Linked DNA regions of Homo sapiens: all the other regions are linked to region 1. Evidence: chromatin contacts called from ENCODE Hi-C data. All regions are on one chromosome and are shown on one strand. The core of a region is the stretch at or near the end of the contact, and the rest is flanking DNA. Distances in the headings are between cores, read along the strand shown. Region 1 holds the start of BBX (BBX high mobility group box domain containing). Region 2 has its middle 390 kb from the start of CBLB. Region 3 overlaps CBLB (Cbl proto-oncogene B).

Region 1 (3,367 bases), core at 47-2,546:
GGGGAACTGAAATAAGTTGCCCTAGTTGGGTTTTCTTTAAGTTTTAAAGCTACTTACCTAGGCCATAAAATCGTAGTGTTTATGTAATCTCCAAAATGTTTGTATTTGAGAATAATTCACCAACTCTTAAAACGGAAGGAACCCTAAGAAAACATCTAGGCCTAAGATAATGCCTGACACATAGTAGATGCTGAATAAACATTTAATTGAGGGAATCTGGAAAAGCTTCTTATTTTAATCTTAAAAATCAAAACCAAGTCTGAGCATTGGAGAGGTTAAGTAACTTGCTCAAGATTGCTCAGCTGGTTAAAGAGTTTAATCTACAATTTATTCCTTCTAATTTCCAGCTTTGACTTCTTTCCACCAACCTGTTGACTTATGTGTATTGAACTGTCTCATATAATCTTCTGAAGTTGCATTGTTGAAAAACAATCAGAAAGACCAGTCCTGAGGTTCATCATCTCCAAAAGTCATGCAACATATGATGTTCACATGAGATGTGAAATATGTAAAGAGTCATATATTTTTATATATAATATGCAAAATATAAATCATGTATATATTGAATCAAAGGTCTGTTTTGAAGGCTAAGGGTCAATAGCCAATCTTCCATGACTTATTTTACCTAACAGCACAGTTTGCATGTCCACACAGGTGATGGCAGTCCACTGACCAGTTAAAAGTTGTTTGGCTATTTCAGCAAAATGTTTATCTTTGTGTGTTGTTATATTGATTTTTTTGAATCTACCTACGAATGAGGCACTAACAACCTCAATGCATTAGAGTCCTGATAAACTTATCTTGCACTATTTTGGCCTATGTGATAGCTAACCCATTGACAAAAGAAATCCAAGGTGATAAAAGCCTTTCTTGGCCACTTGTTAGCCGGGTCAGGCTGTAAAATCGTAACACAATGCAGGCCTCTTCCATGGGGCACCAAAAGGCAGCGATGAAAAACCCCCCTCACTTCCATATCCAGTGGAGTTGTAGTTTATTACCATAACCCTCCCAAGTCAAAAGGACACCAGTTTCAAGCCTTGCAACTTGGTGCAGACAGGGGTTTTCCCCTTTACCCCACTCTGCTGGGCCTCTTTACCTGTCCTCTCCTACTGTCTACAGGTCCCGAACATTAGAAAATAGAAAATGTGATGATCTTTGTGTGTCTCTGTAAAATGTGTGTATGTGTGCGTGTGTTTGGGTGTAACGGGCCTCTTGTTTGGCTGCGCGGCCTGTCCGTCACTGCGCGGGCCAATGGCAGGCTGCCTTATATAAAATGAGTGTTTTCAGTCTCTCCGGGTTGCATGTACTGTATGTGGAGCAGTGTACAGTGAAGCGGAGGCAGAGCGGCTCCGCGAGCTTCTCTCCACTTTCCCATAGAGAAACCCTGACTGGCCGCTGAGGGCTAGCTACACACACGCCCTCACGCCCGGCGAGCCCGCGAGGTAGGCGCCCCCCATCCCCAGCCCTCCCTGGGCGCACTCCCCTCACTTTCTGTTTTCCTACTCACTTGCGAGCCGCCGGGCTGCAGCCCCAAGGACTCCGCGGCAGGAGCAGCGGCGGCGGCGGCGGCGGCGGCGGCGGCAGCCGGTAGGGTGGACTTGAGGAAGACGGAGGGAACCCCGCGCGTCCGGAGCCGCCGCCAGCCGGCCCGCTCCCTGGGCACTTTCCCCCTCCGCCAAAACTTTGGGTCGGGAGAGGTCGGGGGCGAGGGTCGCGGCGGCCGCGCCGGCTGGGGCCGGGGGGCGGGGGGCGCTGAGGCAGTGCCCTGCGAGCGGGAGGCTGGGGGCCGGGCTGGGGAGTAGTAGGCCAGCCGGTGCCAGGCTGCGTTTGCAACCAGCACCTCTCGGCACACAGGCAGCGCCGCCTGAGAGGGGCACGGGCGCCGGGGCGCGGGCTGGAGCGGCCCCAGGAAAACAACAACAGAGCCCTCACGCCGGCGGGCGGCTCGTGGCCGCCCGGGGAGCCCCAAACTTCATCTCGGCGAAAGTACGTGGAGCCCTGCCTGGTCTCGGCTGCCGGGGAGGTGGGGCCTGGGGAGCAGGGGCAGTGGAGGAAGGTACGAGGAGCCAGCCTTCGGTGGATTTATTGAACGTTTCGTCTGCGTTGGTGACCGGGAACAGCAGCCCAGTTGCTCGTTCATCTGGAGAGTTGGGATTTGGGTGTTCCGGCCCCGCAGATCAGTGCCCTCTCACCCCCCACCCCTACCCAAATGCGCGGCGAGTAGAGAAAGTGCTGTTTTAGTGCCAGAGTAGCCTGGAGGAAGAATAGGGGGAGAGGGGGAAGAGGGCGAGGGAGAAGGGGAGAGAGAAGAGGGAGGGAAGGGGGGGGAGAGAGGGAGACAGAGAGAGAGGGAGAGAGAGAACGGGAGGGAAGAGAGGAGGGGGAAGAGGAGGAGGGAGGCTGTGTCAGGATTTTGCTTGAATGTGGGATTATGTTGTGTCAATAAGTTTAAGGTGGAGAGAGCGAGGCTGAGGGTGGTGGTGGAGGGGAGGAGGAAGGCCTTGGCCGTTTAAAGTCTTATTTCTGAAGGTAAGTTACGGCTTTGCCTGGTCGCGATGACAGAAAACTTGCAGATCCTTTATCCGGGGATGGGGTCGATGCCTCTAGAAAGAGCTCCCTAGCCCTCTTAAGCCACACTCGTGTTACACTGTTATTTGCTGCGATCCGGGTCGCTAGTAAATTACAGAAATCAGACTCGAGGTTTCTTTTCCTCCTCCACCTCGTCTCGCTCACTCACCCTCTGAAATTTATTATCATATTTTATTTATTTTTTGGTATTGTATGAAACTTAACATAACTGAGACCGAACCCGAGTCCTGTAATTTACAAGGACCCTGAATCCCAGAATCTGGAACACGTTTATGTGTGAAATAGCCGCGATCATTTCTGCTAAATGAGGAAGGTAAAACGAAACGATGCAAAAAGCTAAGACACAACATGTACGACAGAGGGGGGGGGGGGGAGAGGGAGAGACAGAGAGAGAAGCTATTTTTTGCTTTCCTTTCTGTAGGAAGGAAAATAAAGCGTGCATTCCCCTTCCTTCCCAGTGTGTAGGGTCTAGTCAATATTTTAACTGTCTGTGGACAAATTAGTCCAGGTGGATCTTGTTGAAAAGTTTCGCGAGGTGGGGTGGAGGTGGGGGGGGGGGCGAAGGGGAAGGTGGGTGGAGGTTGTGGGGGATGGGGACGGAGCGAGCTCTGCCTCTGCTAATGGTCATTGGCCTGGGGCTTTGAAACCATTGCCTGTCCTGCTAATGACACGTCCAGTTCTCTTCTCCCGGCCGCGGACGCCGGGCTGCCGTTCCCGGGGTGGCTGACTGGGACTGGGGTACTTTCCCCGCGCGGGGAGGGGCGTTCTTCGCCATCTC
Region 2 (3,396 bases), core at 732-3,231, 1.3 Mb before region 1:
AAGAGGAAATTTTATATTGCTAAATGTCTACATCAACAAATTAAAAAGATCTCAAAATAACAATCTAACATCACACGTAGAACTAGTAAAAACAAGAACTAATAAAAACCAAACTTAGCAGAAGAAAATAAATAACCAAAATGAGAGCAGAACTAAATGGAATTTAGACCAAAAATTCATACGAAGAATCAATGAAACCAAAAAGTTAGTTGTTTGGAAGGATAGACAAGATTGATAGAATGTTAATTATATTAACAAAGAAAGAGAGAAAATCCAAATAAGCACAATCAGAAAAGGCACAGGTCACATTACAACTGATCCTACAGAAATATAAAGGATACTCAGATACTATTATAAACATCTCTATGCAGAGAAGCTAGACAATCTAGAGGAAATTGATAAATTCCTGAAAACACACAACTTCTCAAGTTTGAATTAGGAAGAAATTTAAACAGACCAGTATTGAGTTCCAAAATTGAATCAGTAATTTAAAAAACATACCAACTAAAAAAAAAAAAAAAAAGAAAGAAAGAAGGAAAGAAAAAGGAAAAGAAAAAACCTTGGACCAGATGGATTTCCTCCAAATTCTACAAGATATACAAAGAGTTGGTACCAGCTCTACTGAAACTATTTCAAAAAATCGAGGAGGAGGTATTCCTCCCTATCATTCTACAAAGTCAGCATCATACTGATACCAAAAGGTGGCAAAGACACAATAACAACAAAAGAAACCTACAAGCAAATATTCTTGATGAACATAGATGCAAAAATCCTCTACAAAATACTTGTAAACCAAATCAAGCAGCACATCACAAAGTTAATTCAGCACAATCAAGTAGCCTTTAATCCTGGGATGAAAGGTTGGTTCAACATATAAAAATCAATGAATGTTATTCACCACATAAACAGGATTAAAAACTAAAACCATATGATCATTTCAATAGACACAGAAAAAGCTTCCAGTAAAATTCAACATCCTGTCATAATAAAGACCCTCAAGAAACTAGGCATCAGAAGAACATACCTCAAAATAATACAAGTCATGTATGACAAACTCATAGACAACATCATACAGAACAGGGAAGTTGTAAGTGAGACAGCCAGGTGGGAGGGGGCCCCTAGAGGAACTCTAACCAGCCTGCCCACTGGACTGGAACCTCAGAAAGTTTGCACCCTTTGCAATGCGGAGGAGCCCAGCCCCTCCTCTTCCTGTGCGGAACCTGAGATTCAAATAGCCAGGTGGGAAGTGCTCTAGCAGGGTACTCTGGCCGTGTGGAGGATCCGTGTCCTTTCCCCACCCGCCCCCCGGCCCTTTTCACCCAATAAAACCCTGCTTTACTCACCCTTTAAACTGTCTGTGAGCCTAAATTTTCATGGCTGTTGGACAGACAAGAGCCCCCACATTTTTACCTGAACTAAGGAAAAGTTATGCAACGTTTTTGCCGCAAATGAGGGGCTCCAGAAGTGGTGAGTGAAATGGGAACTCAAAACCTCTCACTGTGATTTCTAAGCCTTTTCAACCTCAGACGTCTGAACTTACAAGAAACTGCACCCCCACTCCTTGTCGCTTCTGGGGTTTGAACCCCCATCCCTCTCCACTCCTGGGGGTTGGGGGCCTTTTCATGGCCTTTTCCTTCCTTTCTCAGGAAGAACCAAGGAGCAACAGCTCTCAGCCCCTCCCACCTCCATGCTGGGGCTGGGACGCGGTGCCCAAGGGTCCCACACAGCCAGCAGGCTGGTTCCCAGCCATGCTGCAGCAGCTTTCCCCTTCCCCAGCCAAACGGTTTCAACTCCACGGGACAGTAATTAAACTTTTCTCCCCAGCGGAGGAACCACTTGCCTAAGAATAAGAGGTTCTTCCCCAGATATTTTTAAACTGTTTCTTTTCTTTCCCCTACTCTACCCCATCAACAAATTAACCTTTAAAGTTTTTTTGGTTTTGTTTAGCAACCCTGCCTTAGGGAATGGTTCTTTCTGGTTTGATATCTGCATGTGGCCCTATCTCTTAAAGGGCCCCATCCAGCGACTGACTTTTCTTCTGCTTGTCTGTGTGTGCTCTACGTATGATGTCTGTAAAAAGAGCTCCCTGGCCAGCATGGTGAAACCCCGTCTCTACTAAAAATACAAAAAATTAGCTGGGCATGGTGGCGTGCACCTGTAATCCCATCTACTCTGGAGGCTGAGGCAGGAGAATTGCTTGAACCCGGGAGGCAGAGGTTGCAGTGAGCTGAGATCACGCCACTGCACTTCAGCCTCAGCAACAGAGAAAGACTGTCTCAAAAAAAAAAAAAAAAGAAGAGCTCTAATTACTTTGGCGTAAAGAAAGACAAGTGCCTGGATCTAATAATTTTAAGAAATAAAAGCTATGGTACCTTCCAGTTCTGTGACTGTAATCTTTGAGAAATAAAAACAGCCCCAAGGACTATTGGTAAAATGCAGGCCGGATGCAAGGTTTGCTAAGTGTTTTGAGGTTACGAACTGCTTTTTGGGTTTTGAGAACTGTCTGTCTTGCCTGCTTCACAATTGGTAAGGCCTGGGGATATATGGAACTAACCATGCCCTTAACTAAGAAGGCAAACCTTGACTGTAGTTAGCACATAATTAAAGCTAATGTACCAAGTTTTACCTTAAAGTTAACAATTGCTAGGAGTTACCATTATAACATGTAATTGAGACTACTGAAAACAGATTTACATGCAAGGTGTATAAGAACAGTAAAATCGTGTGTGTGTGTGTGTGTGTGTGTGTGTGTGTGTATGTGTTTTGTAAAAGGTTATAAGAAGACATGGAAATGTAAACTTTGGCCTAGGGTTAAAGGATTATATTGAGTTAAATTAGGAAAAAGCTGAAGTTTCAAAGAAGTGGTGGAAAAATTTTGGAAATTAATCTTGCAGAAGAGGTTCTCAGTGTGAGCATATTGACTAAATTAAAAAAAGTATTACATGTTTTTTCTCAATATAAATTGAGCTTCAAAATAAAAGCATAACAAGGTTTTTCTAAGGTACTAATCTTCTCTTTGGCAAAATTTGTAAAGGGTTATCAAAGGCTTTTGCTTCTTTAAAATTTCTGAGTCATCATTTTGGCAAAATAAATAATTTATGGTAATCTGGATTTCTATTTCGTAATATCAAGTGTTTTAAATCTTGAACATTTAACAGCATTCCCCAAATCAAACTTCAGTTTCAAAATTGTCTTCCCTGGCACCTGGCTTTTCAAATACTTCGGAGAGCCACTGAAGTGTCCGGAAAAGAGAGGTAAGCAGGATTATTTCACAAGTTTAGGTACATGGGATTGCCAAAATTATGCTCAATCTTCTTTAGGTTATATTTTTGTGAATAATGCTAACATATGTCCCAAAATTGTATGGGATTTCTAAAATTTTAATGTATAAGTGTA
Region 3 (3,494 bases), core at 226-2,725, 1.8 Mb before region 1:
TTTGCATTTGCTAAGAATATGACAAAAATTTAAATTAATTTTCTCTCAAACAGTCCTAGGCTATCAAGATAGCTATAGAAACATATCTGAAAAAAGGTATTAGGTCAAAGTCTTATGTGTCATGACCTCTTCATGTGTGTATACAAGGTTATTTAATAATGAATCAAGATTTAATTCTCATTTTCTAAAAACAGTCATAAGATGATGGGTCCATATAATAATAGAAATCCTTTATTCATTGCACAAATGAGTAATATGTATCAACCAATTCAAGAAGGCTAAGGTAGAAAGCCATCAAGACATTTCTGCCACAACCCTGATGTTTTCTGCAGAGATGAAAAACATACGTTATCTAACTTTTCATATTAATACAAAAGAAAAACTTAATTTTTAAACCAACCACAATGGTTATATCATGGGAGTTTATTCAATATTTATTACTTTATTCTGACTGAATATCATTCGACAAAATTTTAACATGTTATGCAGTTACATGATTCAAAAAATTTAGAAGAGCACAGAATGGTAACTAGGGAAACGTCTCTCAACCTATCCCCACCTGACCAGTTTCCAACTCACCTACCCTCTTTCCCACCATGAAAATTAGTGACACCCAGGATGCATTTCTTAGTTAACCTTCCTGCTTCAGAATAATGCCTATTCCTAATTCGGCAGAAGAAAGAAATCATTCAGTTTTTAAAACTTAAACTACAATTTTTACAACAGAATAGCATAAAAGCCGTCCCTCTTATAAGATAACATCCTCTTATAAGATAGCAAATATTTAAATCTTAGGTTTCCTTTACCAGTATCTCTGAAATACAAGACTCAGGCAGAATAAACTAAATTGTGCCTGGCCCCATGCTATATCAATCCTCTTCAATGAGATATCACCATAAAGGTACAACTTTCATATTCATTCAATAATTTTCTATAGCAGTGTTTGTCAAACTTCAGCATGCATCCAAATTATCTGAAGGGCTTGTTAACATAGCCTGATCCTCAACCCAAGATATTATGATTCAGTAGCATTGGGGTGGGGCCTGAACACTGACAGCCATAAAATGTTCCCTGAGGCTGCTGCTGCTGCTGCTGCTCTAGAGACAACACTTTGAGAGCCTACTATATCTATTCATTGCTAAAACAAGGCACTGTTGGGGAAATACAATTATAGAAATAAAGATAACATCTTTGTCTCTGAAGATCACACTTTAGGGACAGAAGTAAAACCTGTAATGCTAAAGAATCTAGAGTGGGGTATGTAAGGACAATGCTAGCTGGGTGATGGATACACAGCAAGGGCTGGAGGGATTCCAGAGAAGCAGTCTGTGGGAAGTGGCATAAATTAATGGTGAGACAGGTTGACAACACTATGCTGTATTTATAAGAGAGTTTAGGTTTCAGGTACCATTAAAAGAAGAAAAATATGAGGCTTAATACCTCAAAAAGTGTTTCTCTATGTATGAAAAAAACAGGAAACCACAGAGAACTGAGGAGAGATACCACATCAGATGCCATTTAGAAGAAACACACGTCAGGCTCTGATTAAGGTTAACAAAATGCTGCTGTTTTTTTTAAAAAAAAAAGGAACACTTTTAAGAATATTAGGAAGCTGTTGATTTACAATGAAGTATAAATATGCAATTATGTCCAGCTTCATTATAATTACCATAAAACTAATGTCTAAGAAGTACATTTTTCTTTTCCAAATTAAAGTTTCAAATACTCAACACACAAAAGGGACATTGATCATGATACTCAGAGTAAAAAAAATATGATCAGGGAACCACTGACTTCAGAACAGTATAAATTTTATTTTTCGTATGAAGAAGTTAAAGCATTTTTGTTTCGTATATAAAGTATACAACGTAAAGTGGTCAAATTGTCAATATTTATTTTGTGTATAACATATAAAGTTTTTTTAAAAAGGCCAAATAGACATCTTCCACATCTGTTACTATAAAAATTATTCTAATCTAGCATTTACAGTGAATTCAATTCATAACTCTTTTGAGCACTCAGTGATTTCCCAGAGCCAGTTATACGAGATGTATGAACTTAAGAAAATTTTAGTCTAATGTACCCCTTCATAATAACAATTTACAAAAGGACAAGCTACATTTCCACAGTACTTGTGTAAATGAAACTTTGTCAGATTACTTGTGATAAACCTCAAATCCAAAGAGGCATTCACTGGAATCTTAATTAGTGGTAGTAATAGGGATTAGGGAGCCAGGGCACTATTTTGTTAACTTTTCATATATGAGTGTTTGCGCAACAGATAACCCTCATTTGATCACTTCAGCAAAACACCCATTATTGTGTAGGAGGTGGGGCTGGGGAACAGAGGTAGGGGGAAGGGGATTTCAAGAATGAAGAATAGAAATAGAGTACAACAACAAAGTCTTTAAAAACAAACAAAAAAATTAGATTATTCTAAACTGTTGCACTAAGGCTCTAAACTTTCTTAAGACTAAGTGGCTACCATTCTTCTCTGAGGTATATGAGAGGAAGTGAACCCAGAAAGCATGAATTTTCACACCTCCATTTAAACTTCTGCAAAAAGACAGTGGTGGTTTCTACTACCTCTTCCTTTAGAGATGAAGCAAATGAGAGAAAATATCAATAGCAAATTGTTTTACAAATGTAGAAATTTCAGGGTGCTGGCAGAGACCTGGGAAGAAGAAAAGGGAAGAGAGAGAGAGAGAGAGAGAGAGAGAGACAGAGAGAGAGAGAGAGAGAGAGAGAGAGAGAGAGAGAAAATAAAAAGGCCAACTAAACTCCAAGTTTTCACTAATCCAAAAATCTTTCAATATATTCTATTGACCCTTACAATTATAAACCACTTAAGTTGCAGGCTGAATCGCTTTTAAAATACAGTGAACAAGTATAAGTAACTGTCAATCTACAAAGAATAGAATACATGACCAATGGATAGCCATGCACCTGTAATAATAATATAATTTCAGGATCTTTTTATTTCAAATAAGAGTAAGAACTGCCATTTATTGATGGCTTACTACCACCTATCTATTACACAGAAATCTATTAATGACTTTTTGTTAAAGTGATAGTTCTGTTCATATAATATCATGAGAGATAAGAACATGATAAATAAGACTATGTTATAATCCTGTTATTAGATAATGAGTTCTAGTCTGTCTACCAAAAAACAATAGTAATCCTCTTTAAAGTCTTGAAAAACAGTATCTTTTCTTTTTTTTTTTTTTTTTTTTATTATACTCTAAGTTTTAGGGTACATGTATGTGCACATTGTGCAGGTTAGTTACATATGTATACATGTGCCATGCTGGTGCGCTGCACCCACTAATGTGTCATCTAGCATTAGGTATATCTCCCAATGCTATCTCTCCCCCCTCCCCTGACCCCACCACAGTCCCCAGAGTGTGATATTCCCCTTCCTGTGTCCATGTGATCTCATTGTTCAATTCCCACCTATGAGTGAGAATATGCGGTGGAAAAACAGTATCTTT

Evidence for each region. A loop is a pair of places that touch in the nucleus more often than their neighbours do. Pooled maps may share reads with other maps.
Region 2: a map of OCI-LY7 shows a loop between it and region 1 (7-fold over the local background). The contact joins the enhancer-like site here to the promoter of BBX in region 1. A Hi-C loop is called at or near these places in 1 of 168 maps with a recorded cell type or tissue (OCI-LY7), 3 of 37 single-sample maps with no recorded cell type and 3 of 50 pooled maps.
Region 3: a map of CD4-positive, alpha-beta memory T cell shows a loop between it and region 1 (12-fold over the local background). The contact joins the enhancer-like site here to the promoter of BBX in region 1. A Hi-C loop is called at or near these places in 2 of 168 maps with a recorded cell type or tissue (CD4-positive, alpha-beta memory T cell and naive thymus-derived CD4-positive, alpha-beta T cell) and 5 of 50 pooled maps.

Annotation. Positions count from the first base shown.
Region 1 is chr3:107,521,666-107,525,032 of GRCh38, forward strand. It overlaps BBX (BBX high mobility group box domain containing), which reads left to right and starts at 1,297. Exons shown (of 18, transcript NM_001142568.3): 1 at 1,297-1,442. RefSeq lists an enhancer at 914-963 and silencers at 1,364-1,673, 1,704-1,793, 1,904-1,973.
Region 2 is chr3:106,254,895-106,258,290 of GRCh38, forward strand. No RefSeq gene overlaps it. Among named protein-coding and RNA genes, the nearest start is that of CBLB, 390 kb to the left of the region's middle. RefSeq lists an enhancer at 1,806-2,165. Within about 2 kb of position 1,982, at least 4 of the 41 ENCODE cell types and tissues checked have a DNase peak (open chromatin) inside an H3K27ac peak, as active enhancers do; they include OCI-LY7, where a contact is called at or near this core.
Region 3 is chr3:105,751,801-105,755,294 of GRCh38, forward strand. All of the region lies in intron 4 of CBLB (Cbl proto-oncogene B), which reads right to left. Among named protein-coding and RNA genes, the nearest start is that of CBLB, 120 kb to the right of the region's middle. Within about 2 kb of position 1,476, at least 5 of the 41 ENCODE cell types and tissues checked have a DNase peak (open chromatin) inside an H3K27ac peak, as active enhancers do.